2 separate regions of the Homo sapiens genome follow, and region 1 is linked to region 2. A link is an interaction called in ENCODE POLR2A ChIA-PET data of the cell type or tissue named here. Cell type or tissue: OCI-LY7. All regions are shown on one strand. Links, peaks and the distances in the headings refer to the core of each region. The heading gives the core; the rest is flanking DNA.

Region 1 (14,958 bases), core at 5,037-10,036, 220 kb after region 2:
TTGCACGTGCAGGTGTCCTCTCTCTCTCTGTCTCTCTCTCTCTGTCTGTCTCTCTCTCATGCACACACATACACACACACTCACTCACACTCTCACACACAGCTGTGGATCTGGGTGTGCATCCCAGTGACACTGCACATGTGGCGGCAGCTCAGCCCCAGCCCCATCCTGCACCCTGTTTGCCTCTTGGAGGCTCCTATGCAGCTGGCCCATCACAAATCCCAGGTCATAGTGCCCAGGAGCAGGGATAAAGGTTTTGGAATGATGTAGTCCAGGCTCCTCATTTATTGATTAGGAAACTGAGGCCAAGGAACAGTGAGAGGCCTGGGGCCCCGGGCAATGGCGATGCAGCCAGGCCGTTGCCTGCCTGTCCTTTTGTGCCCCACATTCTTGTTTTGTTTTTCTGCCCATCTCCACCTCCTTTCTCTCCTGCTTCCAGCCTTCCAGCTCTAACTGTGATGGGAGAGGACAGGAATCTCTATAGCACAAGGACCACGTTGAAACCCTGCCCAGGCATAGGGGCCCCTTACTGGGCAAATCTTATTGTCACTAACACACTGGCACATCCTGCCTTTTACTGCCCACAGCTGTGGCTCAGAAATCCAGACGTCTGGGCTGGTCATCTATCTCATCCAGGGCTGAGAAATGTAGGGAACACAAAGATGGGATTTCCAGGTCTTTTAACTGACAGGAATGACCTGTAGCCGATTCCCAGAGCAAGGTACCCTTTGGAGCAAGCAGAGTCACACCCAGCGAGGGCATCTCCACGTCAGGCAGAGGCTGACCTGCACTGCGCAGGGCCTCCTGCATCAGGCAGAGGGTAGTGTCTGAGACTGAAGGGAAAGGAAATCTGGAAAGATCTATGTTGCAGGATGTTCTTCAGGGCCCTCAGACACAGAGCCATGAGTACAGCTGCTCTTGGGAAGGGCAGAGTGAGCTGGACCCCAGCCTGAGCCAAGAGGGCCCTTCAATGCCCCATGTCTGACCTCTGAGGCATTGGAAGGGCCAGGCCCCACCCAGGTCCCGAGGTCTCACCTAGAGCAGGAGGAAGCCTGAGTGCCAACAGGAGATCTTTGTTTTCTGCTCCACAGGTAATTTGTATCGCTTCCACTCAAAAGTCTGTCTTCCTTTGGGCGTAGAGTCTAGAAATGGTTCGAGTTCCAAACTGATATTGCAGCCGAGTTCCAAACTGATAAAGCATCTGAATCCATTACCATGACGACAAGTTCCTAGGTGATTGCTTCAAGTTCTACATGCAGCTTCCAGTCACAGTTGGCGAGGGTCCTGCCACGCTCACTGGGTCGTTCTCTTCCACACTCACATGAAGCTTTTCTTTACCTCATGGCCTCTGCTCTCTTCCCTGTTTCCCCTCTACCTGGGCACCCCTCTAAGTGGCAGTGCTGGTGTTAGCCACCCTTCTGCTTTGTCACAGTCATGCCCTCTCCTCTTTCAAAAGGCCACCTGAGTAGTGGGTATGCTTGGGTGGGTCACACTGGAATAGAGCATGGTGTGGGGTGCGTCTGGGCACTGGTAAGATTCTGTCTTTTGATCTGGGTGCTGGTTACGCAGATATGTTCTCTGTGGAAGTTCACTGAGCTATACACTTATGACTTATTCATTTTCTCTCTGTGTTATGCTTCAATGATATGTTTATTTAAAAAAGGTAACCTGATGTTTCTCAATATGTCTGAAAGACAGCAGTTGCTTTGAGTAGACAGTATTTGTCCTCAGCCAAGCCCAGGCCTAGGTACATGGGGGAGGGGTGGGAAGGTGCGGGGCTCACAGGAGAGGGTCACTGATATGGAAGTGGCGGCAGCTCATCTGGTCCCTGAGACTCTGCCATCCTGGGCTGGGCATCCCTTCAACCCAGGGCTGCCAGGAGGCCTGGGGTCTCTGGGGAGGAGGCTGGGTGGGGGTGTGGGTTTTGCCAAGCAGCCTTAGGAGAAGAATACAAGGCCTAAGAGTCAGGGGATCCCCACTGCCCCAGGGCGTCCTGGCCTCACCCAATACTCAGCTCCCAGAGGTATCTAAAGGAGGCTTAGTCCAGGAGCTAGGACACCTTGGGGTGTCCTACACAAACACTGTGAGCAAGGCTCCCGAAACACCTGGCGGTCTGTGCTGACACGGCACCACCTCCTCATGTTGAAGGCGTGGCTGGCCGTGGCTCCTGGCTCAGAGGTATCGGTATGGAGGCAGGTGCTCAGTTAGTCTGTTCTTGGTGAGGGTTTGTCATGGGCCCTGACATAAAACTGGGCCTCCTTGGAGACCTCTGAGCACACAGGGCCAATGTGTAAGGCCTGAGGAGCCTCTCACAGGCCATGCCCTGGCCTCGTCTGCCCTGCTCTCCCCTCCTAGGCTTCTCAAGGGTTTGAGGACTGAAGTATGGACTCAGGCACGGCTGGGACTCGACCTTCACGGCCCTGGCTGTTCAGCTCACGTGACACAAAAAGAGACGTCAAGGGTCTCCTGCCCAGGAGGAATCAAGATGGACTTTTCTGCCCCTTCCCCTCATGGTCCAGTCATGCCTGACTGGCCAGCAAGCCACCCCCGGACAGGCCCAGCCTCCCTCCCTCCAGGCCTTGCATGGTTGGCCTCCTCTACCTGAAATGTCCCCCTATCAACCCCTAAACTGTCCCCTGGGGACAGCTTCAATTTCTTTTTTTTTCTAGAAAGCCTTCCCTGAACAGCTCTCCCCTCCCCTTTCTTGGGGGGGGTGGCAATCAGAGTCCAAATTCTGCACTTGACTTTCAACATTAACTGCCCTATAAAGCTGATTCTTCCTCCAGCATGCAGTGTGATGCCCACCAAGAAGATGGGCCCTGATGCACCAACACTGGGATCCTTGGGACAGGAAGAGTTTTGCCTTCTGAATTATTATACCCACCACACCCATGAGGGGTGCTTCTTAATTATTTGGAATGAACTAATGGATCCCAAGCTATGTGGTTTGCATTGAGGGAGCAGAGGGACCTCTACTTGACAGTGGGAGATATTTATAACCATTCCAAATATCTGGCTTGGCAGAGATAGGCAACCCATAGCTTACCCTGCTCTGTGAATTCATGAGCATGTGAATTACTACCGGGACTTACTGTAACTCTAGATCCCAGATTGAACATAGACCAAATAGGCACAAGGTGAAGAGCTCCAAACCATAACCACGGGACAGCAGCCCTCATCATTTTGAGGCCCTGGAACTGTCCCTGACCCTTGCCGCATCCTCCCCAGCAAAGCTGGGCTGTCCAGCTCGGGGAGGAGGCAAGGGTGGGGTGGGGAATGAGCACAGCCAGCCCTGAACAGTCCTCATCACTCAACAAACAAGCACTGACCCCACCCTGCCTTCCACTACGCTGAGGTGTGAAGTGGGTGGAGAAGGGGGCGAGGCTCGAGCCCTGCTCTCCAGAAGCCCATGCCCCAGGACATGAGAAGATGTGGGCACAGCTGGCTGAGCGACTTCCCTTCTGGCTGTCTCTCTCCCATCCTGCTCCCCTCTCCTGACCACAGCCGCCTCTGCAGTCAGCGTTGAGTGCTGAGAGCTGTGTGAATGCTCTTCTGTTAAGGAGGGTGAGAAAAGGATGGTACGGATTTTATTCCCTGCCCCCATTGACCCAGGGCAGGGGTGAGAGGCTGACTGATGAAGTCACTGCCTAGACTTGTCATCAGGGCCCCCACATCTTCTTCAACACATCCTCCTGCCCACTCCATCTAAACAACCCTACAGCCAGTTCTGTCCCATGGTTCCCTGCAGGCCTGACCCTGTGTGCCTGTCTTTCTATTGAGCCAGCCAGGTCCTTCATCCTCCCTGGGGCCTTTTCTGATTCCCCAGCCTGTGCTTGTCTCCCTTGAGCCCTTCTAGGCATGTAGCATCTAATGCTTGAGGAGAGTGAGCACCATTTCCATGACCACACTGTGTACCCCGGGGCAGGGGCTGTGTCCACCCCTTCCCAGGCCTCTCCAGATCCATGGGGATGGAGGGCTCGCAGTATGTGCTCAAGACCTGTGACCACTAATGGAATGATGAATGATTTGCCCTATCACAGCAACACACCCCTGTCTCGGGAACGGGACACCTCTGGCAACTGGGCACAGGCCTGTGTTCGGGGATGGCGGGCTGCAGGCCCACAGTGCTCGATTTGGGATATCGTCCTCTCCGGTAAGGCCCAGAGCCCCCAACCTGCCCTTGCACCAGCATGGGGCTGTGGTGGGCAAGCTTACTTCCAGACAGCGTGCACCAGGATGATGAGGCAAACCATTGAGGGACATCATGATTGCATTCTAGGTGGGGGCTTCTTGCACCTGTGACCCAAATGCAAGGCCAAAGGTACATTTTCCAACTAGGAAGCGGGCTGTTAAGCGTCCTCTGCAACGGACTCTTGCCCACACTTTCCCTAGTTTTTAAATGCAGATGAGGTAGAACTCACGGGGGCAGCTGGCTCTGCTTGTTTAATTGGGGTGCATTAGCGCTGAATTGGAGCCCGAGGCTTCTTCGAGGAGTGGATCTGGGTCCATTTATCTGGATTGCATCCACCTGAGCAAAGCGCCGTGATTATAGCTTTTAAATGACTTCCTAGAGCTAATGGATCACAGAAAATAGTGTGGGACTAAAAGTAAATATAAAATGAGGGAGTTGGCTGGCTTGAAAGCTGGGCTGCCAAATGGGAATACCAGCAATAATTACATTTGAAATGCCACCCATGTCTTAGGACATTTTCCCAGCTTATGCCTCCAAGTTTCAGGCTGGATGTTACAGAGTCGATGCTGCACACCACTCAGAGCTTTCAACATGCTCCAAGTAGCTAAGGCTAGTTGTCCCCTCCATCAGAAAGCAAACATAAGAGCTGGAGAAGCATCTTTTAAAAAGTGAGCCAACTCAGTGGAGTTGATTTGACTTTTAAGGCGCTAGGTAGTGAGCATTTTGGAGGATAGGATACTGTTTGAAGAAATGGAGATCAAATGTGAAGACAGTCATGGTTCTTGCCTACAGATCACTTAAAATTGTGTGGCCTTAGATGAGGGGGTTTGGGTGGTGAGTATGCGTGCGGAGGGCTTCTGGCAGGAGAGCTCCAGGGGTGTCTTTCCATCACAGGATGTATCCGAGTGTGAGCTTAACTCTCTGGGTCCCTGGTGTGCACATAGGTCTCCCAGGTCACCCATGGGGAGATGTCTGATTGGCAGGTGTAAATGTCGATTGAGTCATGTTTCTAGATGACTCGGGTCACTCACTGGCCCTGGCCCTGATGACCCCCCGGGTGTGTGCCCCTATTCCTGTCTGCTCCATGCTTAGAGGCCCTGGTGGGGTGTGCTGACCCATTTATGCCAGTGCACACTCTGGACTGGCTCCTGCGGGAGAACACAAGAGTGGCCATGGAACTGGCCTCCACCATGCTCCATCTTCCCACCCTGGTGTTCTCAGGCCCTTTTAAAGGTGGTCGTTGCTGAGAGTATTTGGCTGCTTCTCCTGCCCCATGCTTTTCTAGGTTCCCAGAAGCTGTGGTTCTTTGGGACGTGGAGTGGCATAAGCTATACAGAAACTTCCCTCTGCTCCCCCATGGATACTCGGTTCCCTCAATCGAGGCTGGTGCAGGGGAAGCTTGGAGCGGTGTCTACTCACTATCCAGCCCAGTATCCACTATCCTCTCTTGAGCTCCTGATGTCCCACCCCACTGTTGGCCTGACATTTCCCCACATTGTCCCACAGGCCCCTCAACTCAACATGGCCCAAATGGAACTCACCATCAAGACTGCTCCTTCTTTCACATCCCAGCCTCAGCCGACAACCCCTCCACCCAAGCCCCCTGCTTCCCAAATCGCACACCTGGCACTACCTCACCATCTTGCCCATCCCCAGCCAATCAGTCCTGGCTCAGGTCATTTCTACCACTGTGTCTCTTAGGGTGCCAGTTTCCCACCACTCCTACCACCTCTGCTGTAGTTCAGGAAGCCATTAACACCCCCGGATGACCACTATGCCTCCGATCATGTCCCCACCAATCCTCCCCCACTCAGTAGCTGGAGGAATCTTATGGGGGCTCCCACTGCCTTCGGGCTGGAGCCAGGCAGCGCCCTCCCTGACTTGCCCTGTTATGTCTCCAGCCTCATCCTTCCCCACTCACACACCCGTTCTGGCGACCCTGCGCCACCTCAGTTCCTTAAACATGCCTACCATCACCTTGGGGCTACAACACCACAGCTAGAATCTTGCCCCCGCCCCTTTCCAAGCCTCTTCAGATCGGTGGGGCTGTGCAGAGGGCTGGCTTGCAGCATCTGCTCAAGACACGTGGTCACTGATGGAATGATGACTGCTTTGCCCTATCATGGTAGTGCAACCCTGAATAGGGAGCAGGAATAGGACACCTCTGGCAACTGGGCACAGGCCTGCTCTCAGGGAGGGAGGGGTGGAGGGCTTTGGGTCTTAGCTGGCACGTGGCTTTCCTGCATGTCACTATCCTGACCACTCCTGGCTGGGTTCAGTCTCCTGTGTATTCTGAGAGCCCTGGACACCCCCTCAGAACATCGATCATCTCTGCTTCCTCTACTTGTCCACATGTCCCTCCCACCATCGACATGAGCCAATGGGGGTCCTGGCATACAACTAGCACTCAACAAACATGTGCCAGATAAACAAAGGAACGAACACATGGCTTTGTCCAGAGTTGCTTCTACTGAGACATGCATGGCCTCTAAGTTTCCTTTGACCCTGAGTCCAGGCTGCCATAGGACAGCCCCTTGGTAAACTGAACAAGAATACTCCATGCTCACAGGCTTTCCCTTTTGCTTCCTCTGGAACTTTCCTCCAGTGAAATCCAACCCCTTTGCCTAGGTGAGAGCAGAAGAGAAACCATGACAAATAAATCCAAGTGCGAGGTGCTCTAGCTGAGAGCTCTGCCCCTGGCTAGGACCAGGCTTGATGACCTGGGGTCTGTTCTCCTCTTCAGAGATGGGGAAGGGAGCTCCACTCAGTGTGAAAAAGTATGGGGATTGGAGTCACTGTGGTTTGAGAATCCTCCCAGTTCTCTCTTTTGCTCTTATTTCCCTGCATGAGTGCTCACAGGATAGGCCGGAGGGCGTGGGGTGCTGTTTCCCCCCACACTCGTGTTCCAGGCATGGGGAGTCTCAGAGCAGAGCAGCACCCACTTGCTTGCTTGCTGGAAGCCCAGGGCTTCTCTCCCTGGGCCTCATTTCCTCATCTGTCAAATGGGGCTGATAACCTCTGTCCTGTAATTGCTATAGGAGTCAAGGCCCAGAATGGCACCTTGCCTGGCCTGGCTCCAGGGGAGGAGCACCCCGGATGGCAGAGAAATACTCTTTGAATTTTAGTGGTCAGATTTTCATCCCTCTGAGGCATGGGGTGAGTGTGGGGTGTGTGGAAGGTTCTGGGGGTCAATCTCTCTCCAGAGGAAACCTCCAGGGGTTTGATCCCAGGGAGTCCACAGGATCCAGGGTAGATGTCCCCTCCTGGCAGAACTGTGTGTGTGGGGTGCTCATAAGGTGACTGTAATGGAAACATAAATTGTCCTGCTTCAAGGCAGCCACTTCAAAATGTTGTAATAACCATTATAAACCCATTCTCTGCACACCCACTAATAAATACCTTAGTCCCACGTCACATTTCCTGGTATCTCTAAAGCCACCAGGAGAAGGCAGGAAGGCCATAAAAGAAACACAAAAACACAGTTGCAGATGAGCCTAAAACCCATTTCTTTGAAGCTTAATTGATGGGAAAACTTCTGGCCCTAGAGAACTTAAAGGCCTATCGTACAGATATTTGATTAAGTGTCCTCATATCACAGACCAAGCTAAACTGGAAATCATTATGCAATAATTGGAAATACACTAATAAAATGAGGATGTGGGTTTGCTCAGGACATAAAAAGGAATAAAATAATTCACTCAGATAACTCAACAAAAATGAGCAGGCTGCCCCCGAGACAGCTAGAAGAGAGCCTCCTGAGACAGTGCCTGGCCCTCTATTGTCAAAAGCTTTTAGGGTAAGTGGATGCATAGCTAGGCTTCAAAACCACCCCAAGGCCCAGGTGCGGGGTGCCTGAGGGCGCTCCAAAGTCACTGCCCACAGCAGGGGCCGCCAGCCCACTCTCATTCGCATCACACAGCAGGGAGAGACCAGGCTCTAAAGACAGTGTTCCTTAGACGACTTGTGCAGACATGACCTCCCTTCGAAACTAAGAGCTCAGGAGAGAGTTCACATTAACTTTACTAGTTAACGTGAATATGTTTGAGTTCCTGCTCACATTTTTTTTTTTTTTTTTTTACTTAGGGGAAAGTAAAAAAAAAAAACGTGTGCAGGAATTCAAACATAAAAAATATGTGCAGGAATTCAAACACATGCACATTAACTAGTTAAGGTCTCAGACAAGGTCAAGGTGACTCCCTAACCATGAGGTGGCTTCCCACAGGACGTGAGTTGGGCTCAGCGGCTGGCTCTCATACCCCAGAACACGGCTTCTCCTGGCATTTCCCTTGCACGTGGTCCTAGGAATTCCCACCAAGCCCCTGTGTGAGTGCATGTGAAGGAAGCAGCAGAGGATGAGGGACAGGCCGGTGGAGACCTCTCAGACAGGAACCCTTCCCCCTCTCTGTCTGGTGCTCTTTTGCCAAGGGAGCACAGCCACCTACCAACACCTCTGTTCTAACTCCAGGGCCTGTCACCTCTCTGTGCCATTCTCTCCAGCCCCCGCTCTCTGCTTCTCCATATCCCATATGTCCTGCCAGGCCCACCTTGAAGAATTCTTCCTTTAGGAAACCCTAGGTGTCAACCTTGAATGTGCCACTTATAAGCTATGTGACCTCTGGTAAGTCACTTACCCTCTCTGAACCTTAATTCTGTCATCCATGATGCAAGAACACTAACAGTATCTTATTGATGTAGCTGTGGCCCTCCAATGTATGACAGTCAACCCCCACCTCTCCAGCCTATAAGAGAGCTAGTAGCTTTGCCACCAGGCCTAGTACCTGCTCCAGCACTGTCTCCCAGGCACTCAGGGCTTCCTGTGTGATTTCTCTGAGGCTAGAGCCATCTCCTCACTGGCTCTGGCAACTCGCACAGACCCCACACAGGGTGGGGTCCACAGAGGCCCCAGGAATGGACAGGGAATCAGGCAGACGAGTGGCAGGAAAGGGAGCTGGAAGGAGAGCCTTCCTGTTGACAGGAGGGGGCACTGAAGGTCTGTGGTGAGGTCGCTTGAAGTTCAGGGAATGGCAGCATTGGCAGGAGGGAAACAGGCGCTGGACCCCCATGTGGCTGCAGAGAGAGGCGGCAGAGGTAGGAGGAGAAGCTGTGGGGTCAGGCTGGTCAACACCATGGAGGGGCTTAGAGGGCACCAGGGGCAGGTTGCAGAGAAGGGGCAGGGGAAATTTTAGCTTGGAGTCAAAGAAAACAAAACTGTGCCTCTGCCAAAGCAAGGAAGTGGAAAAATCCTGTGTCAATTATCTCTGAACAAGCAGCACCATTCATCTTCTACTTACAGCACTGCAGTGAGGAGGCAAGCTGTCAACCTGCTCATCCACAGCGCTTTTACCCCAACACCTGATGAAGGAGGAACATTTGGAGTCGGCCTCTGCCTGTCTGCTCTGGCCAGGGCTGTGTGTCCCATGAGTCTTTCTGGAGGGCCTACTATGGACGTCCAGCCTGAATCAGATGCTGCAGGTGAGCTGAGCAGAGACACCCCAGACACAGGGCAAATGTCAGTTAAAAGCAAATTAACATTGTAACCCTAAACATTCCCCTTTCATGGGGACTATGAGAAAACTTGGGAAAAAGAAAAAAAGAATGACCAGTGATTCTCAGACCCCTAACAAGGCCACATCGATTTGTGCATACCCCCTTGGTCGTTTGCCTTCACGCTGTGTGTGTTTGCACATGGCAGCCATAGAACCCATGGTACCCAGAGTATGCCTTTCCAATAATCTCCCAGAATACCCTGGTTTCTGATTGCTCACGGATCCTTATACCATAAGGGGAGCTGCTTCTCACCATCTCTAGAAAACCCACCTGCCTGTGATTGTCCTAATGACTGTGGGAGTTGAGGCCTTTCCTTCTTCCTAGAAGCAGGCCAGGGACCACCCCTGCCGGCCCATCGAGATGAAGGATGCTCTTGTCGCACGGGTGATTATTGTGCATCATCACAAGGGCTCAGGCCACTTGTCCTGGAAAACTTTTTTATTTCAGTTAGCAAGAGGTAAAGCAGGGTGCGGATTCCCTTAGCAACTCTGGAAGAAGAGAGAAAGTTCTGAGTCCTCTGTGAGGAGGACAGAGGGAGGGTTGACGCTAGCTCTGATGTGAAATGTCTCCTTAGGGCCACTAGCGGTGCCAACAGAAAGCAGACATACCTTGGCTGGGCTGGACACTCAGCACGGGTGTGGAGACAGCCTGCAGCCAGCATCTGGGCTCCCTGGGAGGCTGGCCCACGGCCACCTCTCTGTTCCTGGGAACACCTGAGCAACTTGGCAGCTTCATACAGAACGTGGAATACAGAGGACTTTTCAAAACACTGCGGCATCCTTCTGAACCCTGGGGCTTGAGAATCTTAGGTCTTCCAAAACCACACATATCAGAAATACACGTTTTGGTCAAACTGCTTAGCGCAGTTGAAAGAAGACTCTGACCTTATAATTGAAAAAAAGTTTTTTATAGCCGGGGGCTGTGGTTTGGTGATGTTTGGTTGTATTCAAGGCAGTAAGAGACATTTTATCAAGGGTGCAGTTCCCATCTACTGGGTTTCTGTTTACTCTGCAAGTCCTAATTCTGTATTGTCATTCTGTGAGCAACACCACTTGAATTCAATTGCTAGATTTTGAATTTCCTTAAGCAAGTTCTATTTAGTTGAGGCCAGAATCTCAGTGGGTGGTAATAAATATCAAAGCACAGGATGGTCGAGGGAAACAAAGTAAAAATCCCAAATCAAATACGATTATTGATCAACGCTGAACTGCTTTAATCATTTCTATGCTAATTCCAGATATATACACACATATTGGCATTTTCATTACATAAATACATTGATATTTTCAACTGAGAAAATATATTGAGCAATTTAAAATTGCAATCTTTGAAGAATGGCAAATAAATAAAAATATAGTAAAAGGCACAGAACAGAAAAGGCAGTGAATTCTTATAGGCCTGAGACAGCCTGTGAAACACCTTCAGATATTTAATATGGCACCACTTTCTTGAAAATTTTTAAAAGCAAAATATGCATACCATAAAAAACAAAAACTGCAAATAATACAATTGGACAAATTAAACACCTTTCTTGCCCCTTCACTATGGAAAAAATCAATTCCCTGATCCTTCCCTGTTACTTATACAGTCTAAAACATTAATTTTTACCTCATTACATTCTGTAACTATAAGTAATAAGTGTAAGTTTCTATTCATTGACTCTAAAAGTGAAAATGAATAAAGAACATTATCAACATTCTGATGATGTAACCCTCATCCATGGCAGAAAGATACAGTGAACCTCACGGCAGGGGAGATGTCAGCCCAGGTGACTCACCTGTGCTGTTTGAAGGAGATTATTTTAAGCTTCATAGTTAAATTGTTCTCTTTCTTCATCTTCCTTTAATTGCTCAAAATCGTGACATATTTTAGTTTGCTTAATATTTTATGATGTCTTTCTGGTTTAGCAATTTGCCTTCTCCAGAATTTTTAACTGCCTTAAAAAATTTATTGAGGGATAGCACATACGTATTCTTCATCATATCTCTGAGGTCTTCCAGTTTCTTCATCTTATTTTTGTTCAATGGAATTAACTTTCTTCTTGAAGACTTGCTTTTCAGAACCTTCTGACTTTCTGTTCTAACTTGAATGGATTCTCTCCCAGGTTTCTTACACAGTTGTCCCACAAGTCCTGCCGGGGTTTTGTTTCACTGGATACCTGGCTTAGCTCTTCTGTTTCTTGGACCAGCTCTTCTTCTTTCTAGGTTCCTTTTCTGTCTTGCTGGATTACACTCCTCACCCTCCATGCCCCCACTTTTTTTTTTTTTTTTTTGAGACGGAGTCTCGCTCTGTCTCCCAGGCTGGAGTGCAGTGGAACGATCTCCACTCACTGCAAGCTCCGCCTCCCGGGTTCACGCCATTCTCCTGCCTCAGCCTCCCAAGTAGCTGGTACTACAGGGCCCCCACTTTTTAAATCAGAAAGATATACAAGAAATCTCATTTCTTGTATACTGAAAATGTTTTTATTTGGTATAGAAGTCTAGGTACAAAATTGTTTGCCCTTAGAAATGTGAAGGCAAGTGTCTGTTCATATCCTTTGCCCACCTTTAGATGGGGTTGTTTTTCTATTATAAATTTGTTTAAGTTCCTTGTAGATTCTGGATATTAGCCCTTTGTCAGATGGGTAGATTGCAAAAATTTTCTCCTATTCCGTAGGTTGCCTGTTCACTCTGATGATAGTTTCTTTTGCTGTGCAGAAGCTCTTTAGTTTAATTAGATCCCATTTGTCTATTTTGGCTTTTGTTGTAATTGCTTTTGGTGTTTTAGTCATGAAGTCTTTGCCCATGCCTACATCGTGAATGGTATTGCCTAGGTTTTCTTCTAGGGTTTTTACGGTTTTAGGTTTTACATTTAAGTCTTTAGTCCATCTTGAATTAATTTTTGTACAAGGTGTAAGGAAGGAGTCCGGCCAACAAACATATGAAAAAAAGCTCATCATCACTGGCCATCACAGAAATGCAAATCAAAACCACAATGAGATACCATCTTACACCAGTTAGAATGGCGATCATTAAAAAGTCAGGAAACAGATGCTGGAAAGGATGTGAAGAAATAGGAACGTTTTTACACTGTTGGTGGGAGTATAAATTAGTTCAGCCATTGTGAAAGACAGTGTGGCGATTCCTCAAGGATCTGGAACCAGAAATACCATTTGACCCAGCAATCCCATTACTGGGTATATACCCAAAGGACTATAAATCCTATTCTACTATAAAGACACATGCACATGTATGTTTATTGCGCCACTATTCACGATAACAAAGACTTGGAACCAATCCAAATGCCCATCAACGGTAGACTGGATAAAGGAAATGTGGCACATACACAACATGAAATACTATGCAGCCATTAAAAAGAATGAGTTCATGTCCTTTGCAGGGACATGAATGAAGCCGGAAACCATCATTCTCAGCAAACTAACACAGGAGCAGAAAACCAAACACCACATGTTCTTACTCATAAGTGGGAGTTGAACAATGGGAACACATGGATAGAGGGAGGGGAATATCACACACTGCGGCCTGTCAGGGGGTTGGGGGCAAGGGGAGGGAGAGCATTAGAACAAATACCTAATGCACGCCGGGCTTAAAACCTAGATGATGGGTTGATGGGTGCAGCAAACCACCATGGCACATGTACACGTATGTAACAAACCTGCACGTTCTGCACACGTATCCCAGAACTTAAAGTATAATAAATAAATAAAAAATAAAAATAAAAGAACTGTGAAGGCAATTACCTCACTGCCTTCCAGTGTTGCTAATGCCAATCTGCCAACAATGATTCCTGATCCTTTGTTGATAACTTGTCTTTTACCTCTGGAAGCTTTGAGAATCTTCTCTTTATCCTAAATGTTCTGAAATATCAAGAGGATACGCAACTATACAACTGTGGGTCTTTTTTCATTCCCCCCTGCTTCTGTCTCAGTGGGTCATTCTTTTTGAAGGTCTATATCTTAGCTCAGCTCTGGGGAGTTTTCTTCTGTTATTCCTTTGGTAATTTCCTGCTCTTAAGTTTCTTTGTTCTCTCTTTCTGGGTTGATATTAGTTAGATATTGGTATTGCTAGTCATCTGTGTTTCTCAGTTTCTCTCTCGCCTTTTCCATTTCTTTGACTTTTAATCTAAGTTGTGGGATACTTCCTTGACTTATTCTTCGGCTCCTTCTATGGAAGGTTTAATGTTGGTGACTGCATTTTTAATTTCCAAGAAATACTTCTTGGGCTATTTTCCTTTCTCATAACAACCTGTTCTTATTTTATGGAAATGTTTTATCAAGTCCCTCTAAAGGTTTTTTTTTATTAGATTTAAAAATTTAAAAATTTTTCCTTTGTTCCCTATCCCCCACAGCCAGTTGCTCTTTTCCTTCCTGTTGGTTCTTCCCTTTTGTGCTCTTGGCTTTCTCAAAATGTCTCACGATCCCCGTTTGTCTGCTGCATTGTGCATGATGGGTTGATCAGTGCAGGCAGTAGACACCGGTGTGCATTGCCTGTGGCTGTGTAGGTCTCTGTCTCTTCCCCTGGGAGGGCTGCGTGTGAACTCCCTCTGTCGGGAGGTGTGTCACACAGCAGGCTCAGTTTAGTATGCTCCCTGGGCAGCGTACAGGTGACCCCACCCAATCCTCTTGACTTCTAATCTTTTTTATTTTTACTTTTTTGATACAGAGTCTCTGTTGCCCAGGCTGGAGTGCAGTGGTGTGATCTCAGCTCACTGCAACCTCTGCCTCCTGGGTTCAAGTGATTCTCCTGCCTCAGCCTCCTGAGTAGCTGGGACAACAGGCGTGTGCCACCATGCCTGGTTAATTTTTGTATTTTTAGTATAGATAGGGTTATAGATGGGGTTTCACCATGTTGGCCAGGCTGGTCTCGAATTTCTGACCTCAAGTGATCCACCCACCTTGGATTTCCAAAGTGCTGCGATTATAGGCATGAGCCACTGAGCTCAGCCTTGACTTTCAATCCCTTGAGGTCAGATGAACACCACGTATTTTCCTTTTCTTAGTCCTCAAGAGGACCTTGAATAAGACAATGATTAATAAAAACAAAAACAAACAAAACCTCCCTTACTATTCATTAATGGCCCACTCTGAGCCAGGTATGTTATAGCTGCATTATTTCTATTTATTTAATTCCATAAATAGACCTAGTTTCCACTTTAGAGATGAGGAAACAGACCCAAAAAGTGTAAGACACCTGCATCATAGCCAGGAAGAACCTGAGAGA
Region 2 (14,958 bases), core at 6,752-11,751:
GGAGTCCCAGAAGTTTGGAGAACACAGACGGCCACCTCCTCTCCTTCTGGGTAGCTAAAAGCAAAATAAGTATGGTTTAACAGAGTCCTCAAGCTAGCAAGCAGGGGCTCAAGCAAGAAAGTAGGCCTTTTGCTACTAATCTCTTAGGTCCTTACCACCCAAAGTATGACATCACTGTTAAAAAGAAGAATCTTGGACTGCTCCCAGACCTCAGGTAGATCCCAGCCCAGTGCTTCTCAGTATACCTGGGGATCTTGCTAAAATGCAGATTCTGATTCAGCAGGTCAGAGTGGGGCTGAAGAGTCCATTTTTTTTCTTTTCTTTCTTTCTTTTTTTTTTTTGATGGAGTCTCACTCTGTCACCCAGGCTGGAGTGCAGTGGCGCGAGCTCAGCTCACTGCAACCTCTGCTGCCCGGGTTCAAGCGATTCTCCTGCCTCAGGCTACCAAGTAGCTGGGATTACAGGTGCCTGCCACCACGCCCGGCTAATTTTTGTAGTTTTAGTAGGGATGGGGTTTCACCATCTTGGCCAGGCTGGTCTTGAATTCCTGACCTCGTGATACACCTGCCTTGGCCTCCCAAAGGGCTGGGATTACAGGTGTGAGCCACCATGCCCGGCGAAGAGTCCATTTCTATCAAGTTCCCAGGAGATGCCTATCATGGACTGTGCTTTGACTGAGAAAGACAACCTATAGGAGCCTCAGTTCCTTCGCCTGTAAAACGGGGGTAACACCAGGCCTGTCCGGCATGTGAGATGATGCATGCGGAAGGCACTGAAGACAGGAAGAACAAAGGTATTGCTCACAACAGGTGTGCAACTTGCCCTTTAAAGTGCAGAGTAGCTGACCCAGACATAAGTAGTCCGAGTTACCATAGCCTCCTGGCCTTTCTTGTCCTTACCCCACCAGGAGCCCAGGCTCCAGAGGAACAAGGTAGAAAGTCAACCTAAGAACCAAAGATGTACCGCCCTCCCGTGTGACATGGTCATAGTCCCCGGATGGGGAGGGAGTGCTGCTTCCTGCCCCTGGGGTGACACGTGAATCCATCCCACCTGGATGGAGGAACGGAGGTCCCTCTTTCCTTTTGACTTGAGCCAGTCCAATGGACTCAGCCTCGTGTGATCCTATTAGTAGCTTCAGCAAGGAGCAGGAACAACACACTGACCCCTGTTCAAGGTGGAGTTCTGTAGCTGTGGGTAGAGACTCCTAGAAAGCAGCGATTTGCCTCTGAATCCTGGACATCTGCTGTAGAAAAGTGAGGAAGAGCTTCAGAATGCCTGGGCTCCGTGTGAGGCTCCTGAGGCCCAGTTTTATTTCCTTGCCTAACTTGTGGTGGAGAGGCCAAATATGCATGGCATAAAAGAGACAAGAAGGCCGGGTGTGGTGGCTCATGCTATAATCCCAGCACTTTGGGAGGCTGAGGCAGGTGGATTGCCTGAGGTCAGGGGTTTGAGACCAGCCTGGCCAACATGGTGAAACTCCGTCTCTACTAAAAATACAAAAATTACCCTGGTGTGGTGGCGGGTGCCTGTAATCCCAGCTACTTGGGAGGCTGAGGCATGAGAATTGCTTGAACCTGGGAGGCAGAGGTTGCAGTGAGCCATGATTGCACCACTGTACTCCAACCTGGGCGACAAAGCGAGACTCTGTCTCAAAAAAAAAAAAAAAGACAAGATTTCTTGGTGTATGAGGGTTCCCCCCTTCCTTCAAAGAGGATTGCCCCTTGGCATTCATCACTGTCTACAAGTTCGGTCTTGGTCATCTTATTTTGCAGATTTCTATAATGCCCAATCTGGAAAATGGGCAGAAGAGACAACACAGGAGAGGTGGAGGAGAAAGGGTGGGAGGAATCTCCTTGTGGACCAGCTCCCAGGCTCTCCTTTGAGGTAAAGCAGTGGCTCGAGTGTGCATCTGAATCCCCTGGGGGCCTGGTTACACAGATGACTGGGCCCGCCCTCCAAGTTTCAGATTCCATAGGTCTTCAGTGGGGTCCTGGAGTTTCATTTCTAACAAGCTCCCAGGTGAGCCTGCTGCTTTTGTTCTGTGGATAGAGAGTCCGGGTGACGGGTAAAGGAGAAATAACTGGGGCTGCTGATTCACATCACAAACAGCTGCGGGTGATGGAGGTTGTGGGCGGGAGGTGGAAAGAGCGAGGCTGAGTACAATGGTGAGGAGTAGGAGGAGAGGGAGAGGCACAAGCGTTTCTGAAGAAATGCCAAAGAAAGTTTGGTATCTCTCTGGAACTGTTTCTGAACACAGGACATTGTGTCTTGTGGGCTATGTGACTTGGCCCTAGCTTGGTTGTGGCCAGTGCTAGTGTGTGGAGCAGCTCTTCTCCGGGCGGCTGGCTTATCTCCATGATGCTCCTGGCTCCCTGGCCTCGCTGAGTAGTTGGCACGTCTGTGACTTCTTTATCCACGTGTGTCTTTTTCCTGGCCAGGTGGAAAGCTTCCCCAGGGTGGAGGAGATGTTTGCCAGGTTAAGGTCCCTTCTCTAATGGTACCCACAAGCCAAGCTGCACCCCTGTCTGCCCCTCTCCACCCCTGTCCTCAAAGTGGAGAATGGCTCTGTGGCTTGGAGGGGCCTTCACAGCCCAAGGGAAAGGCCTCAGGGTCTCCGATGTACCCGAGTGAGACATGCATGTCAGTCAATTTCCATTAAATCAGATCCAGCGCTTCAGCTTGCTCCACACAGCTTTTAAGGACACTAAAAATAAGCCCTAAATTGGAGCTCCTCAAGCAGCACTATCTGTTAATGAAATTGCTTCCTGTTAATTTGAGTTTACAAAATAAGTATCACCTGACAATCTGGCGTGGCTGTCACGGCATCCACCCCCAGGAATGGGCAGCTGGTGGAGGACTTCACCTGGGAGCTGAGGACTTTCTGGCCTCAAGTGCCATGGCAACCAAAGGGGACCCGGCGGTTACAACAAATGGGGAGACTGGACTTCGTTTGTTGGCTTGTTTGTCCCTTTCGTAACCATTCTCTGAGCGGTCAGCTCTTCGTCTAGCGGGGCCTACAGGTAAATAGATAATTAATAATCAACGTGCAAGGTAGCAATAAGAGAAGTACAAGGAGCTAGGGAGCAGCCTGAGGTGGTAGCCAGGAGCGGTGCGGGGGTAAAGGATGAGTGCATGTCGGTTGCATAAGTGAGTAGAGAGAGGGTTTGGTGAGGGAGCTGGAGGCAAAGGGGACAGCTGGACCACAGACATGCAGGGAGTGACCAGTAGTTGGAGTAGAAAGCTCAGGGCAGAGAAAGGAGAGAGATAAGGCTGACAAGATGCTAGCTGGGGCCTGCAGCACAGATGCTGTCAGTGGGTGAGGTCACATAAAAGGCTCCCCCGCCTTCTTTTTGCAGTCACTGCTTGATATAGGGGTTAGGAGGATGCTGCTCTTGAAAAGGGAGCCTTGTGATATTCAAGATGATAGACACCATCAGAGATGGGGTGGTGACAAGCAAAGTCAGATTCTAGGAAAGGGCAAAGGGTCCCTGGCGGGGAGGAATCTGGCCTCATGATACAGGAGGGAGGAGGGCATCCTTACCCCAGCCCCTGCAGCTTGAAGGCATCTGGGTGTGGGCATGGAGAGAGCTGGCCCCTGAGTCACAATGCCTTAGGCCCAGGCACCCTTGCTGGGGGGCACTGCTGCCTAAGTGTGGCATGCTTGAATAGGCAGGAGAGTGGGTCAGGAAGTTCAGCAGGTGTAGCACATCTTGGGGGCTGCTTGTGGCTCTGGGGCCTGGCTATGGAACCTGCTGATGCCTGGTGCCCCTTGTTAGACAGCAGCCAAGTCATCCATGTAAGCAACATCTCAGGGAGGCCTGAAATATTGGATGGAGGGAATTCCTGGGGCTCAGAACACTTGTATCTTTCATATTGAGACAAATGAGGGCTTCATTTGTACCTAGACAAAGGGCCTTGATTTTTTCCTTAGGGTATTGGTAAACCATGTTGAGTTTTTGTTTGGTTTTAGAGGTAGGGTCTCACTCTTTTGCCCAGGCTAAAGGACAGTGACATGATCATAGCTCAATGCATCCTCAAACTCCTGGGCTCTAAGTGATCTTCCTGCCTCAGCATTCTGAGTAACTGGGATTCCAGGCATAAGCCACCACGCCTAGACAGCCATGGTGAGTTTTAAAGCTAGGACACAGCCCTTCTCCTCCAATGCCTGGCCCTCAAGGGACAGGGAGTTGAGGGTGAAGGGGAAGGACTGGGTGGGTTTACAGGAAGAGAGGCTTTTGTGAGGATGCAAGTGGTTTGGGATGAGGGCAGAACTAGGGGGCTCAGACCCCAGTGGGCTCTGGGAGTGCTCACTATAAGACATGCTGGCTGTTATCCTCGTTCAACTAGCCTCTCTAATGTCTCACATTCTGTTGTAAAATAGCTCTGTGGCTGAGCTGCCCCTGGAAGGGTTGGCCCCCATTTATAATAGCAGTGATCAAGGCAGTTCCCAGATAATGTGTGACCTCACTTTTTCTCTGAAGCAAGTGGGAAAGAAGAATAGGTCCCTCCCGGGTGGCAGAGGATACAGTCCAGCAGGGTCAGGGCCCAATAGCAGGGCTACAGTTCTTAGGAAGGACACATGGGGCCAGGGGCGGTGGCTCACACCTGTAATCCCAGTACTTTGGGAGGCTGAGGCGGTTGGATCACTTGAGGTCAGGAGTTCGAGAACAGCCTGGCCAACATGGTGAAACCTCATCTCTACTAAAAATGCAAAAATGGAGTTGTGATGCGCACCTGTATCCCAGTTGCTCGTAGGCTACTCATAGGCTAAGGCATGAGAATTGCTTGAATCTGGGAGGTAGAGGTTGTAGTTAGCTGAGATCATGCCACTGCACTCCAGTCTGGGCAACAGAGTGAGACTCCATCTCAGGAGAAGAAAAAAAAAAAAAAAAGTACACACGGACGCTGCTCTTTCAGGCCAGTCCCTTGTGTGTCTTCTACTTAGCGCCCGCTTTGTTCCTAGTGGACCTACATGTGCTATCATTGGTCATTTTCTCCTCCTGGTGAAAACGTGGATTGACATCCCTACCTCCCTTTCACACTGGGCCCTTGGGGGACAAGCTAGGCAGTGTGTTAAAGGGTTTCTTTAGAGGTTCTGGGGATGTCCCCTTCATGCTGTTTTCTTGGGCCTTTTTCTTCTTTCATAGGCAGAGCTGATGGTGAGTAAACTTCCCTTTTCTTTAGCTCTATTTGTGTTAAAATGGCCCAGTTTACACTACACCAAAACCATGGAATCATGTGGATACTTTGTTAGGGCCCCTCCTGGGCCCTGGAGGTGGAGCCTCATGTTAGGGTGGATGCGCCTCTGCCCTGAATCTGCAATGGGCCAAGTGCAAAGCTGTGTTGTCAGTGCCAGATGGCCCAGTGATAGTGAGTGTACTGGTTTCGCAGGGCTGTCATAAAAAAGTACTACAGCCTAGGCAGCTTAAACAACAAAAGTTTGTTCTCTCACAATTCTGGAGGCTGGAAGTCTAAGATCAAGAGGCCAGCAGGGCTGGTTCCTTCTCAGGGCTGTGAGAGAATTGGCTTCACACTTCCCTCCTGGCTTCTGGTAGTCCCAGGCATTCCTTGGCTCATGGAGAGCCATCTCCCAGTGTCTCTTCACATAGTCTTCCCTCTCTGCAGGTCCCTGTGTATAAATATCCCCTTTTCATAAGGACGCCAGATTAGATTAGGGCCCACCCTAATGACCTCATTTTAACTTAACTCTAAAGACCTTATTTCCAAATAAGGGGATATTCTGAGGTGCTGGAGGTTAGGACTTCAACATATCTTTTTTAAGGGGACAGAAACCATTACAGCCCCCTTTGCCTGTGGGTTTCTTGGGGACTTCCAGGGCACACATGCTCAGGCAGGGCCGTGTTGGCTGAGGGTTTCTAGGATCGCCCTTGGAGCAGGCACAGCAGCTGGCCTGCCAGGAAGGGCTCTGGGCTTGAGGAAGAATGCCAAGGAACTGCGTTGAGAATTGTTGGGGCAGACTCTTCGCTGTTCTCCCTACCTCTGTGTCTCCCCAGTTCCTCAATGGGCAGTTGTGTAAGGAGGCTTGGGAGCAGAACTGGTTGCATGACTGGCTTCCTGGAGCCTCCACTATGGGAGTCCTGGGAAAGTTCCAGAGAACCTGTAGGCAAATCACATCCAAATGTGCATGAACCCACCCTCCTACTTGGCCTGTATATACGTGCCAAGAATCAGGCTGATCTGGGTTCTGGAGGGATGGGAGGGGCCTTGCCTGCTGGTCCAGGTTTGCATCGCTTGACCTGTAAATTCTGAAAGACAGGGGCTGGCGACCCCCTCTACCTCTCCTCCCAGGACCCGGGTGGTCAGGGCTGAGCCCCGGGTGGCCTGGGCTCTGCTGCATGTCTGTCCTCTGCTGTGTGTCGTGCAAGGTTCTTTTCTGCATGTTGTTCACAGGAGTTGAGTAAATTATGAGGACATCAACTCTAAAATGTAGCCTTGGCTTCAGAAACGTGGGACAAAATGGCAACAACTGAATTTCAGATGTAGAGCTCATCGCATTTAACATTTATGAGTGGCAGTAAAAGGGAAGGTTGGAATCGTATCTGCAGTTCCCAACCACAAGCCATAATTTTACACGCTCAAACATCTGTTTTAAGATTGTAGCAGAGAGTGTTGGGTAATTGGCTCCCTTTTGTCCTAGGCCCATCAGTTAGGCCCCATCAACTTTATTATAAATTCTCGGGGATTTATTAGTAAACAACATTTGGGGAGGCTGATGCCGCCGCACTGTAGCCAGGGAGCTTGAAGTGTCTGAGTTAGGGCCTCTGCATCAGTGCTTTCCTGGGCAGTCAAGAGCTTCTAACCCAGGGAGCCTCTACTTCTCAAGAAGCCCCTGGGGCAGGAGGGAGAGGGAGAGAAGCTAGAAGGTGCAGCTTCCTGGGAAGGAGGTTTGTTCCCACAGCCTGACCTGCCCTGGGGGCCGGTCTTGGGAGATTTGGGCACAGAGCTGTGCGATGGGACAAAGGTGGTCTCATCCTGGCTTCACCACACGTAAGCTCGGTAATGACGGGCAAAGCGTTTATGTTTTCTGTGCCTCCGTTTCCATATCTGTAAAAATGGAGATAATACTCCTATTTCCTGAGGTGATTGTGGAGATTAACATGAACACGTGTGAGGGCTCAGCACTGTCTGGGCACACGGAGAGACCTGGCAGGTGGGATATTAGTACCAGGGAAGTGAAAGGAGAAGGCGGAACTAAATAGCTGGAGAAGGAGATGGTTGTCTGCAGGAGCACTGGGGGGCCCTGGGGAGCCAACAGAGCTGCTTCACCCACAGTTCCATGTGGCTTCCAGGTGTGGGCCTATCAGGAGGGGGAAGTTGCTGACTGTACCTCCGTGTCAGGGCTGGGAGAGTGGGCGGTGTCCCTGCACTGCCTGGCCCCTGCTAGCTCTGCAGGCCTCATTCTAGCCCTTAGGTGGTCCTGGTGCATCCGCAGCCCTTTGCCTGACATCTTGTCCACCTGCCGGCCCACCACTCTGCCTCCACTCCTTTGGGGGTGCTGAGCAAGGCCTAGTGTGGGCTGTGGTTGGCTGCAGGGGACTCCCATGGGTGGGTGGTTCTTCTTAAGGAGGGCTGGGGGTAGGGTCTGGCCCAATTTACTTCCTTATTTGTATGTTGGGTCACTCACAGGACAGGAGGATAGTGGGAAACCAATTGGTCTGCAGGCATGAACATCAGGGTTTGTGTGGAGGGATTGCCTGGCTTGGAGCCTCTCTTTTGGGTTTATTGGCCTTGGCACAGCCTGGCTGGCTGGCCTGCCTGGAAGAGCTGAAGCTGGAGCAATTTCTCTGGGAGGTGCATGTCCCAGGATGGCTGCTCTCAGCCTGGGCCAGAGACAGGCTCAGCTTTCCTGTTCATGACCAAAAGCTCCAAACTGGCCTCCCTGGGTGGGGTGATGAGGAGTCCCAGTCTGCCCCAGAGCACCTGAGGGTAATGGGATCCCAGCAACAAACACACAGCCTGGCTGTGTAGCTCAGACAGCCCTGAGCCTGAATCCCCACTCCCCTGTGACCCAGCCCTGGAGCCTCTAATTAACCTCTCTAAACCTCAGCGTCTTCATTTGTGAACTGGGGGGTAATAATAGAATCCACCTGTGAAGATTGAGCAAGCTAATGCGTGGCAAATGCTTAGTGCCACACCTGTCACCTACTAAGCCCTAAATCAGTGTTAGCTGTTCTTGTTCATCAGGTTACATGAGGCGTTGGCATTCAGTGGGAGATAAACCTAATCCGGGCTTCTTGGTGAGGCATAAAGAACACAGCCTCTTGAGTCTCATGAGGCCTGGTTCAAATCCTGCCTCTACCGTCTGTGTGACCTTGGGGAAGTTACCACCTCTGGGGCTCCATGTCCTCCTCTGTAAAGTGAGCGTAAAAATATGACCTATCTCATAGGGTTATTGTGAAGATTAAATGAAACTGTCTCAGTAAATATAAGTTTTGTTGTTATTAATAGTATTATTCACATTCAAAGGAACTTTTTTTTTTTTTTTTTTGAGCCTGCTTCTCCAGCCCAACATGCCCTGGCCCAGTGTCCAGCTACGTGGGGGGTGTGTGGGGGCAAACCCTTTCAGTGTTTGGCATGAGAGGTGAGGATCCCCTGAGGCCAAAAAATTCACCCACAGTTTCCCTGGGATCAGCATGTATCCATGTATCCTCTCGCCCCCAACTCCAAACTGCCCAGGGAAGCCTTGAGTCTCAAGGCACAACCAGAAGCTGGTGTAATTTGCATTCAGGTCCTTGCAGGTCCAGGAGGGAAACGATATTTTTTTGCCCCAAATAGGAAATTAGTGGCAGGAGAGGCCAGCTTGGCAGAGAGCTTGTGCCACGTTGTCTGCCAGTTGGATTCAGAGGCATTCTCACTGGCAGCTAGAGCTCTGGTCTCACCCAAGAAATAAACCTGCGTGTCCCCCCCCCACCCCAGGGTGAATGCAGTGCTGCCTTCGGCCTTTGGGCACCCCTGGGAGTGACTACCCTGAGAGGCGCCAGCTTCTTCCTGTTACAGCCCAGGAAAGTGCACCAGGCCTCTGTTTTCCACCAGCAATAAGACTTTGTCTTGTGTGATCTCAAAGGCCTTGGAACAGGCCAGGGCCTCATCAGTAGGTGAGGAACAGTGACTCGGTGTCTGAGGTCCTGCCCCAGCCCACCTTCTACCCAAGTGAATCGGAGCATGCTCCCCAGTGGCTTCTGGTGTGCTTTGAATCAAACCCTCCCTCTTCACCAAGGAGATCTGGGTCTGGCCTCACCCTGACCCACTGTCTTCCTTCTCCCCTGGACTCCGGCTCCCCGAGCCTGCCTTTTATTCCTTGAATGTGCCCATGATTGGTTCTGAGTCAGGGGCTTTGTGTAGCAGTTTCTACTCCCTGGAAGCCTCCCCACACACACTGTCCTGCCTCCCTTCCTCACTTCCTTCAGGTCTCTGTTTCTTCCCAGAGAGGCTTTCCTTGATTTCCCTCTGCAAGAATGGCCTCACCAATCGCTCTTTTCTATCACCCCGTTTCCTTTACAGGTCTTATCACAAAAGGTGCAGAGTGAGGGGATTGAGAGGAAGGCCTTAGACCTAGACACACCTGGGGTGGCTGTTCTTGATCTCCCCGTTCACTGGCTGTGTGACCTTGGACAAGCTACTTACTCCCTCTGTGCCTCATACATAAAGTGGAGATAATAACAGGACTTTCCCTTAAAGGACTAGGTGAGTTAATCCATGTGAAATGCTGAGAATCATGCTTGCTGCAGAGTCAGTGCTCAGGAAATAAGAGCTATTATTATCACAGTCTATACTTCGTTACTGGTATTGCAGCTGCTGGACTATAAATTCTAGGAGGAACCACATCTAACCGGTTTATTGCTGTACTCCAGGATATCAAGGGTGCTCAGTAAATGCTCACTGAATAAACCAATGGTGCCAAGGTGATCACAGTGAATAGCAGAGCCTGGCCTTAGGTGCAGAGAGGCTTGTTCTGGGGCTTGAACTTTGTTCATTCCACACTGACAGCCCTGGGTCAAAACATTTCAAATTATTTTGACTCAAATACTCTGGTTCAATTTTATGCTTTCCCTCAGAAAAATGATTTATAAAACAAAAGGGTGTCCCTCCTTCCCACTCAGGCTTGGCACCGAGCTCTGCTGTAGCAGGAGCGTCTTGGTCACAGTGGTGGAGGTGAAATGGGGCAGGGGGCAGAAGTCAGCCTGGCCTTCCCTTGCCCTTCACAAAGGCTATCTGCCATAAAAGGCTATCCGCCCCGGTGTGCAGGGTGGGGAGTGCTGGGGACTGTTGGCTCTGCCTTCTGGTGCTCGGATTCCCATGGGGGTCTGCACAATGGCCTGGACTTTGCCCCTGGTGTCCACTGCAGCCCAGCCTGGTCCTTTGGCCCTGGGAGATGAGTAGAGAGGGGCCTTTGGGGCAAGGATGGCAAGTGCTTTGGAAGATGGGCCCGTGTCCAGTTTTCCTGAGGGGCGAATGGGAGAAGGGGCTGGCAGTGTGGCCCTCAGGGTGTGCCTGGCCCACTGAGCGGGAGAACACTCGGAGGTGTTGGCGTCTGCCTCCTGAGCAGCAGGGAGACAGGTGGCTGAGCCCACTTTGCTTACCTCATCTTGGACACTTCATGTGACCTCTGAGAGCCTCAGTCTTGTGTGGAAATAGACATTTGTCTTATTATCTCCTCTCCCCTCTGCATCTGCCATACTTTTAGGCCTGCGGCAGCACCAGGACTTAGAATTCCACAGTTCGGAAACCATCTAGGCAGGTGAACTGGAGTCTCCCCTCTTGGTGGCACCCCTGCCCGTCACGAGTGGCACTCAAGCCCCACATAGGTGTGGGAGCTGCACCCCTTTTCTTGTCCCCTCTGGGAAGGGACACTCCGCAATACTCTGCCCCTTCCTAAGAATTCCCTTTTCATAACGTAAGTGTTAAAAAGGCTGGAGAGTGTCTCCTCCAGCCTCTCTTCTACAGGCAGGAGGGGTGACAGGGTGGCTAGATGAAGGGCCCACTTGGCCACATCTTAGTAAGTTCTGCTCAGGTTGCCTAGGTGCTCTTTTTAGAGTGGGACTTTCCTCCCAGTGTCCTGAGTTTTGGGATTCAATCCAAATTCCAAATCAGGAAAATCCCATCTACCATCATTGACTGCTTCGTCAGGAGATCAGCCTGGCCAAGTAACAATTTATTGGAGGGGAGGGGCTTGCCCCTCTCCCACTTCCTCGCTCCCCTTCTATCTTCTCCCCCTCTTCCTATCTCCCCACTTGGCTGAAGTGTCAGAGCATGCAACTACTAGAACACCGCATTCACTCCACAAACATGTACTCACTACCTGCTGTGAACAAGACTCCCATTTCTGCCTTCTTTAGCTTGAGGTCCACTGGCAGAGGGTTTGGGGAGAGCTGCGTTAGGAGCCCAGGGGAGTGGCGCTCAGGCCCTCACCCTTCCCTGTCTCTTCTCCCCCACTCTGAACTCAGTGTCCATAAGACTTAGGGGCTGCTGGCCCACGTCCAAGCCTCCTCATTACTAATGGGACTGCAGCTTCATTTGTTTGATTTATGTTTAATATTCTACTGGTTTATACCTTTTCTCAGCAGCTTAATAATGATCCACAAACCTGTCTCTCTGGACTTAGATTTGGAAGGCCTGTGTCTCTGGGGGCCATTTTGATTTTACAAAATTTTTAAAGTAACCAGGGGTCTAAACCCTATCCTGGCTCAACATATTCACATCTGTTCCCTGACACTCAGCCCCATCGGGAGCCAGTGCCCAGCACACTCTCCCCCAACATTTTATGATTCCCTTGTATGTTCACGGGCAGGCTGAGATGGGGACCATGGTGGTATCTCAGTTGTGTTCTTTCTCCTTGCTCCAGGTCCTGTCTGCTGGGCACTGTCAGGTCCCATGGGCCCTGCTGACTCTGGCTCCTGTTCTGAAGGGCACTGTCATCTCTCCCTGGAGCCACTTTCTAGAGTACTTCAGGTTTACCCATGTGGCCCTGAGCTCATGCAGAAGTAGAAAGGTACCTCTTCCTTATTTGTGTTTGACTCAGCTGTGCGGTCCTGTAGTCAGGTGTTTGGGGTCCTTTAGCACTGCAGTGTTTGCATGAGAGAGGCTCTCAGGTTTCAATTTCTAGCTCTCTTCTTTCTTGCACCCAGGTTGAATCACCAGGGACAGAGCTGGCCATGCCTCCTCTCTTACTGCCAGGTTTGTCTCTGGGTCCAGTTCATCGTGCCTGGCCCTTTTTGTCTCAGGACAAGTCCTCTCCTGGGAGAGGCCTCAGTGTCTCAGCAGGTGGATACCTGGGGGCTGTCATTCCAGGCTGTGAAGCCTGCCATTCATGAGCCCAGCCAGGGTCACCCTGAAACATCTCTCCATATGCTTTAGGCTTTAGGGGGTTGTTTAGGGATGATATTTTTCTCTGAAGAATGTTGAGGGGCCTGTAAGATGAAGGCTGCATGTATGGGTGGGGACAGGTAAGGGAAGATGGAGCTGCCCATGGGTGGGTAGGTGATTCTGGTTTAGCGGACCCCAGATTTCTTAGAGAAATGCCTAATGCTAATTGTCCTATGGTCACTGGTGTTCCTTAGAGGGGCCTCAAGACTGTGTCTGGGAGAGTGCTGGGATGTACGTCCCTGAGGATACGGATAAGTGGCCCTGAGCTATTGTATTAGGATTCTCCAGAAAGACAGAACCAGTAGGAGATAAGGAAGGGAGAGAGAGAGAAAGAGAAAGAAGAAAGAAATGTGGGAGGGAATTTATTAGGGGGATTGGCTCACATGATTATGGAGGCTGAGAAGTCCCACTCCAGGCTGTCTGCAAGCTGGAGACTCTGGAATGCTGGTAGCATGGCTCAGTCCGAATCTGAAAACCTCAGACCAGGGGAGCTGATGGTGCAACTCTCAGCCTGAGGTCCAAGGCCTGAGAAACTGGCAGGCCACTGGTGCAAGTTCCAGAGTCAGAAGACCGGAGAGACTGGAGTTCTGATGTCGAAGGGCAGGAGAAGACAGATGTCCCAGTTCCAGTGGGGAAAGAGGGTGAGCTCCTCTTTCCTCTGCCTTTTTGTTCTCTCCAGGCCCTCAGTCATTTGGATGGTGCCTGCCCACATTGGGTGAGGGCGGATCTTCCTTATTGGGTCCATTGATTCAAATGCCAATCTCTTACGGAAACATCCTCACATACCCAGAAATAATGCTTTACCATCTGACTATCCCTTAATCAGTCAAGCAGATACCTAAAATCAACCATCACAGGCATCCAGTCTCACTCAAGGGAGTTATAAATGAAGGGTTGGTGACAAGGGTCAGTCTTGGGCCACTGGGGACTGACTTAAGACAGGCTGTCTTAGGGAGAGCATGTGCTGCCTCTGAGAAAGGCTGCTTGACCTATGACATTAAGACCCTGATCTTGTCCTTGTTCATTGTTTATTTATACAATAAGTTTTTACCGAAGGTGAATGATGAGCAAAATAGATGCTATGGCTCCTGGACTCTACTGGGGACAGACACTTAATAACCACACATATGAAAGCATTGCTGTAAACTGACAAGTGCTGTGAGGAAAATGTACATGGGCAGGGAGTCTTGCACCATGGGAAGGCATGTTTAAGCTGAGAACCTGAAAGATGACCTTGAGTTAATTGAGCAAGAAGGGTGGGGTGCGTGTGTGGGTAACGACGAGAAAGAACACACACATCCAGGCCTCAGACTCAGCCAAGAGGACTTGGGGCTTCCTTTGGGCAACAGGAATGATGAGGGGAACAGTTTCCTTATGCAGTGTGACCCTGTTCACTCCCACTCACCCTTTTGGGTGGGCTGTGGCTTCTCTGGAAATGATGCCCAGTGTTTTGCTTATGGGAAAAATCATTAGTGTTCAGAAGAAGTTTCTTGGCCGGCTGAAGATATCCTTTTTGCTTTGCTTTATTCATCGTTATGAATTGCAATCAAAGACATTTTAATGGGGAAATTGCTATAAAATGGGAGAGAAAACATTTCTTTGGATATTAGTTTTGTTTTAGTAAATTACAAAGTAGTGATTTAACTTGCCATCTTCAGGATTATTTCTGCCTCTCAGTGGGGTAATATAATCAGCGAGATCTACTACAGCCCTCATTTTCTAGAGAACACAGATAAATAATCTCCCAATATTCTCTTGAGCAAATTAAATTACCTGTGACATTTGATATCCCCCATACAGAACCAAGGGATGTCACTTGGAGCGTGAGGGTGTTTGTGGAGGATGCTAGAGATTCATGGGAATTCTGCAGCAAAGGAGACAGTGGATTAAAGATGGAAATTGGATCCCAATGGAGAATCACTTGAAAAGGATCCCTGCATGTGTAAATATATGCAGGAGTTTCCCAATGGCATTGCTGCACCAAGGCTGGGAGTCAAATTTAGCTATGTCCGCAGTCACATGGGAGTCCAGAGAAATGGAAGGAGGCTGGAGCACAGCCAGCCCTCTCATGATGCAGGCTATTTGCGCATCACGAGCTTTCCAGCTGACATTTTAGTAAATGTGCTGCCATAGTGACCACATGGCTGTTTATTTTTTTTTAATTTTTTTGAGACGGAGTCTCGCTCTGTTGCCCAGGCTGGAGTGCAATGGTGAGATCTTGGCTCACTGCAACCTCCGCCTCCTGGGTTCAAGTGATTCTCCTGCTCAGCCTCCTGAGTAGCTAGGATTACAGGCGCCTGCCACCATGCCTGGCTAATTTTTTTTTATTAGTAGAGATGGTGTTTCACCACATTAGCCAGGCTGGTCTTGAACTCCTGACCTCAGATGATCTGCCCGCCTCGGCCTCCCAAAGTGCTGGGATTACAGGCATGAGCCACCATGCCTGGCCCCACATGGCTATTTAATACACATTTTCTGAGTCTCTACTATGTGCCTGTTGGACACTGCTGGGGTAATAGTTTCCACATCTGTCCTCTGCAGAGCTCAGAGTGTGGAAGAGCAGTGAGACTTGAG

The links. ChIA-PET counts read pairs that join two places held together with the same protein. Peaks named below come from ENCODE experiments on the same cell type or tissue, not always from the same donor. Only the 100,000 strongest peaks of a DNase experiment are listed, where the experiment ranks them.
Region 1: POLR2A ChIA-PET joins it to region 2 with 6 read pairs; 2 of 35 experiments call an interaction of 5 or more read pairs at or near these places.

Annotation. Positions count from the first base shown.
Region 1 is chr5:133,332,976-133,347,933 of GRCh38, forward strand. The region is part of intron 4 of FSTL4 (follistatin like 4); the gene reads right to left. Among named protein-coding and RNA genes, the nearest start is that of CTB-3M24.3, 47 kb to the right of the region's middle. RefSeq lists an enhancer at 8,092-8,591 and a silencer at 8,959-9,146. In OCI-LY7, for the core only: no CTCF peak of the experiment used is centred there; no DNase peak of the experiment used is centred there.
Region 2 is chr5:133,111,462-133,126,419 of GRCh38, forward strand. LOC105379178 (a long non-coding RNA gene) reads right to left here and starts at 13,024. Exons shown (of 3, transcript XR_948792.2): 1 at 12,768-13,024; 2 at 2,798-3,014; 3 at 1-54. In OCI-LY7, for the core only: no CTCF peak of the experiment used is centred there; a DNase peak (open chromatin) is centred at 9,810; H3K27ac peaks cover 839 bases.